2 separate regions of the Homo sapiens genome follow, and region 2 is linked to region 1. A link is a loop called in an ENCODE intact Hi-C map of the cell type or tissue named here. Cell type or tissue: chondrocyte. All regions are shown on one strand. Links, peaks and the distances in the headings refer to the core of each region. The heading gives the core; the rest is flanking DNA. Region 1 overlaps TAX1BP1 (Tax1 binding protein 1). Region 2 holds the start of LOC105375208 (a long non-coding RNA gene).

What was found. Peaks named below come from ENCODE experiments on the same cell type or tissue, not always from the same donor. Only the 100,000 strongest peaks of a DNase experiment are listed, where the experiment ranks them.
Region 2: it touches region 1 in a loop (2.4-fold over the local background); 15 of 110 quality-filtered maps call a loop at or near these places.

Annotation. Positions count from the first base shown.
Region 1 is chr7:27,744,032-27,746,853 of GRCh38, forward strand. The region is part of intron 1 of TAX1BP1 (Tax1 binding protein 1); the gene reads left to right. Among named protein-coding and RNA genes, the nearest start is that of TAX1BP1-AS1, 4.8 kb to the left of the region's middle. In chondrocyte, for the core only: CTCF peaks have their summits at 1,229 and 1,451; no DNase peak of the experiment used is centred there.
Region 2 is chr7:28,035,997-28,038,818 of GRCh38, forward strand. The region is part of intron 1 of JAZF1 (JAZF zinc finger 1); the gene reads right to left. It overlaps LOC105375208 (a long non-coding RNA gene), which reads left to right and starts at 1,520. Exons shown (of 4, transcript XR_001744910.3): 1 at 1,520-1,889; 2 at 2,053-2,201. RefSeq lists an enhancer at 906-2,105. In chondrocyte, for the core only: no CTCF peak of the experiment used is centred there; no DNase peak of the experiment used is centred there.

The DNA of each region.
Region 1 (2,822 bases), core at 108-2,607:
CCTGACCTCATGATCCACCCGCCTCGGCCTCCCAAAGTGCTGGGATTACAGGCGTGAGCCACCGCGCCCGGCCTAGTATCTTTATTTTTTATTTTTATTTATTTTTTATTTTTGAGACGGAGTCTCGCTGTCACCCAGGCTGGAGTGCAATGGCGTGATCTCAGCTCACTGCAGGCTCCGCCCCCCAGGGTTCACGCCATTCTCCTGCCTCAGCCTCCCGAGTAGCTGGGACTACAGGCGCCTGCCACCTCGCCCGGCTAATTTTTTGTATTTTTAGTAGAGATGGGTTTTCACCGTGTTAGCCAGGATGGTCTCGATCTCCTGAACTCGTGATCCGCCCGCCTCGGCCTCCCAAAGTGCTGGGATTACAGGCGTGAGCCACCGCACCCGGCCTAGTTTAGTATCTTTAAATGATAAAGACTAGAAAAACACAGAATCACCATAATTATATTATCACACATAACAAAATTACCTTATTTTTGAATTCTAATTGTTAGGACTGGCAAATTATATTTAGTATTTATCTAAATTAAAAAGCTTAATTTGGCTTCATATGTTTAATGTACAGAAGTTCTTACTATGGTCTATTTTTCAGTAAGTTCACTAAGGCTTACATTTTTGGGCTAAAGTAAAACAAGTATTGGGAACCACTGGAAAAATACTACCACAAAAGTCAAATCTGCTTTGGGCTTGAAAAAGTTACAAGAGGAGTAAGTAAAGATAACATTGAAATGCTTCCCTGCCCCCACCCCATGTTTATTTTAGCTGTATACATAACTGAGTGCCCACTATATATTATTTATCTTTTTTATAGACATTAATGCATTCGCAAAATAATAAAATTGGAATTTAGACCAAAGACTTTATAATATACAGTTTACAGCATAACACACATAAAGAAATTCTAGAGGCATTGGAACTTGGGGAAGTGTAGTAGGAAACCTGGAAGAGGGCACTGTAGCCAGCATGTATAAGCATTTCTGATTTTGTTTCCCAGCCAAATGTGTCTGGCCCCTTAATTGTTGACTGGACGTTTCATACTTATCCTTGGCTTGCCTACTTACTATACTCCTGTTTGTAGAGGTGCACTTTAGAGAAGGGGAATCAGAATTTGACATGGTAAAGCTGCTTGCTTCTACTTTCCTTTTTGTGTAGGGAGTGTACTTCTCTCCAACTGAGAGGAGGTTTGTACTTTTTCTCAGGATGTTAGTGAAGCTACACTTCCCAGGCATTACCACAAGGTGATGCAGTGACTTTGCATATTATTTCTCCACTCCCGTGCGACCTTGACATTCTCAGTGAATTCCAACATTTTTGTAAGCTTGCCTAAGTCTGTTATCTGTAGGAGGAGTGAACCAGAGGAACTATGTGGGAATTAGAAATTTTATTATTTAAAATGGGTTGATAATGACATAATTATATTTGATTGCATTCATCCATGTAAACTTTTTAAATGATTAGTAGCTATATTGTAATTTAATAAGAGTAAAAAATGACAAGGTACTGGAATGACTTTTGTAAAATATTTCTATAATTATAGCAATGAAATTTTAAAAAGATTGGAGTGTTGGAGAGAGATTAATGAAGGCCATTAATAGGATAATCACAAATTATTTTACTTTTCAGACTTGTAACCATTGTGAATACTATATTTTAAAGTGAAATACTAGTGTTTTCTATTAGAAAATGTGAAATTCAGGGGAGGGTTTAAAAATGGAATTTCTTGTTAATAGGGCTATTTAAAACAATAGAAATAATACATTTATATATACTTGTAAAAATTCAAACAATAAATTGATGTAAAATTTAAGGTCCTTAAGTCTTCTTTTTACACACATCCCTTATAAGACTATTAACTCTATAGTGTATACTTCTTGAGTTCCTTTTGATGCATTTGTAAACATATACAAATACATATATGTATACCTATGTGCTATTTTGTACCTCAAAAACTTCAGTGAACTAAAAGTATAAGGTTGGATTGTGGGTTTTTAAAAAACTGTTATAATTGAGGTTAACAGAAGTTGAAACACTTTTGCCTTGTTTTATAAAAAAAATAGTTACAGCTTTGTTGGTTTAATTTATTTTAGGAAATGATATGTTAAATTTTAAGAAAAAAGTATTATCCTTAATCAGCTTTTGATTAAAAACATGGGACGTTTATTCTAAGCTAGTTTATTTCCTTCTTACTGAATATCTTTCTTAAAGGAAGCGTGACTATTCACTCACTTCATAGAAAAATATTATTCTCTTAATTCAGTTTTGGTAGTTGTATCTAATAGATGTTGGTTCTGTTGATTTAGCTATAGTTTCTTTTGTTGGTGTCTTGTAACCAGTAGTGAGTTTTTTTTTTTTCTTTTTTTTTTAAAGAACTGGAATTGGTGTTTTTTTTTTTTTCCTTTGTGAAGCCAGTGACTTGAGATAATCATTAATGACTTCATTAGTATCATGACCTCCCTGGGAGCCCAAATTAGCTCAGACAACTCAAAGAAACAAAATAATAAAACTCTTCAGTTATTTTAGGCAGAGTTCTCCAGTGTTTGTAAATGCTACCTGTTCATTTTTCTGATGGCTTTAGGTTACCAGGTAGAGAGTATTCATAGTTAAGTCTTTCCATGAAATATGGTTGCTGGTAGCAAAGTCCCTTTATTAGTGCAGAGGTAAAGGGGGATTGCTACTGAATATACTCTTTATCTTGGAATGCTTGCAAACCTCAGGTAGGGAGAGGCTGACAACTAGCCTGATACTCTACAGTGGTTTCCAGGTTCATGATTGACAGTCTCTTTTTGGGATATCCATTATATTCAGTAAAGCAGGACTTT
Region 2 (2,822 bases), core at 53-2,552, 290 kb after region 1:
AATGTAACATACATAAAGTCCAATGGAGTAGCTCTAGCCTCTCTATAAGTACATGTATGTGAGATGATTGCCAAGGACCTTTGCAACTTTACTCAGTAAATTATAATCATTTCTTTGTCTTGATGCACTAATATGTAACAACTGTGGGGGAAAATACAAGTAAATAACACCTTCCCCCAACCAGTCATTTTAACATGCAGCACTCTGCAATAATTATGATTCCATTATACATTCAAGTCCACCAGGACAGCAGCCCTGCCTAGAATAAACTTCAGGTTAGAGTCAGTCTGATAAACACTGATTAACAAACTACTGACATAGTAACAAACTAAAACCTATCTGACTTCTATAGTGATTTTTTTCTTATGTTTTGTACAGTTATTGGGAGCATGCATATTATTTGAAAATATTAATAACCTGAAGTTGTTTTCCTTGTTTATTCTTCATCTGGTGCCATAGTCTTCACTCATTTTTGGGGGGAACAATGAGGATGCAAATAGAAGTGGTAGAGTAACGCAACCTCACTCTGCAGGCAGCTTTGGACACAGAGCATCTTGAAAAAGGCTCGCACTGGAGGAGGTAGGGTCATCTCTGGAGGACATTTGGGCTTCCTCATGGCACACAGATTATTCTGGGGCCTGCCCCAAATGCCATGATGCCTTGTGCCAAACAGAGGAAAGGAGGGAAAGCTACCTTCTTAACGTGGGTTAGTGGCTTTTACCTCCCTTTATTAGACACCTAGAGGTTCCTAACCCTGCCTGGGCACTCAGGGGTATGGGATGTTGGGGGTGAGGCTGTGCTCCTGGAGAAGGTAGGAAAGTATGGTCAGGGATGGGGAGAAACATCTGCAAAGAATGCACATAGCAAGACCAGAGAAAGTGAATAACCAGCAACCCTCACGGCAGCCCATTGGCATCTACAGAACAAACTCCCTCTAGGTACAGCAGATGCCAATCTTTTGGCTCACTAATGGGCACAGTTCAGTGGCCCAGTTTACTTTAGGAAGAATCTGGGCCTGGGGACAAGGGAACACAGTGGAGCACACCCTTACTGGGGTGCAGAGGGAATCAATCTGTTCAGAGTTTATTTGGGTACGTGCAGAACTTGCTTAACTGTCCACCTCTGCCTGAAAAGAGACAATTATGATGTAGGAAAAGAAAAAGCAGCAAGACTAGATGTACTCAAACACAATAAATATTATGTTTTCTTGCAAATGTCCTCAGCAATGAGATACAGAAGCAGAGGAATTTAAAGAGCACATCCAAGAGATCTGCACAGTCAGAGAAATCAGTGACTTTGTTTTATGTTTCAGTTTTCCAGGCAGGACCAATTAAACCTGTCTTAATAAAATTCTCAAGCAATGCTGACATGATTCATCTGTGTAGTATTATAAGAGTTTAGCAGGCCCCATTTTAACCTTGGTCGAGTTTTATGACTCATGTAAAACATTCTGAAAATGACTCAGGGAAAAAGAGGGGACATAGTGAGATAAAAGTGGAAGAGGTGAGTCATGAGATCTGAGTTCTTATTCCCCAGATCAGTAACTAGCTGTGCGGCTTTGAACGGGTCCCTTCACTTCTCAGAGCCTCTTTTTCCTCGTGTGAAAGAAAGGGAAGGAATTTTTACAGTTTTATTTGTATGTGTCTATTTCATCTCCATTTTATTAAAAACTGGGCTCAGGTTGAACACACTTGGTCAAAATGAACCCTCTTTCTAAATGCCAATTCACAGGATTGTTCCATATCCAGAGATGTGTGGATGGAAAGGTTCCTTATTCAAATCTTATTAATGAATTCCAGACACCCAGGACACCCCCAGCAACAAGGAATCTTTCGCTGAGTTGGTTCATGCCATTTTTGGACAGCATGAATTATCACAGATGTCTCCAGGTAATATGTCTCCTCATAATTTCTACGTCAAACTCACTTTTCTCTACTCTAGTCACATGTATGCATAAATTGCTTTACTAGAAATGGGCAGAGAGATTTTGGAATTTTCATTGCCAACATCACAATTTCAAATAGGAAAAATAAAAAGCTTTTTTTCTTCCAGCAGAGAATGCATGAAACTCAGTTGATAATTCTTACAAATGGTACCAAACAAAGGAAGAAAATACCAGAACCAATGGGCTAATGCAACACAATACAAAGAACAGAGGAGAATGGGAATTTCCATGAAGTGGGTAACCTATTTTTGGCAAGGTAAATGAAACATTAACATATTATATTAGAGTAATTCAGGTGAAAGAAAACATACAGCCTATAAACTTTGGGATGGGGGAATGATTGTGGCAAATAGCTTCTCACTGTGCTTGTATTAGCATAACTAGTAGATATAAGCTCATTTTTCAGGGTTTTATGATTCTGACACTATAAATCCAAAGTAGACTTGAACTTGTTAAGTACATGATTCATATAATTTTGTTTACATAACTGAACTAAAGAAAGGAAGACAAGATAAAAATTCTACTACGGAATTTGTTGTTTTCTTTCAAGCATTTACAAATATTAGAGATAATCTTCCTTTTTATTTAAACAAAACTGTTTAACATCTGCTTTTTATAATATTGTTATTTCTTGTGAACATTCAGGTTTGAAACTCTTGTTCCCAAGAATTACTTGCAAATATCACATAACTAAAATTCCAAAAAAAGAAGCATGCACACACCCCATAACTCCAGCAAATCCTTGATTAACTGAAAGTCAAAACCCAACCAAACAGAATTCCAGATGAGCTGAAGCTTTTCCTTTCCATATGACTTTTATAAGAAAGTAGGAAACTACAAAAAAGATACAAATTTATTTAAAGCAAAAGATTTGCTG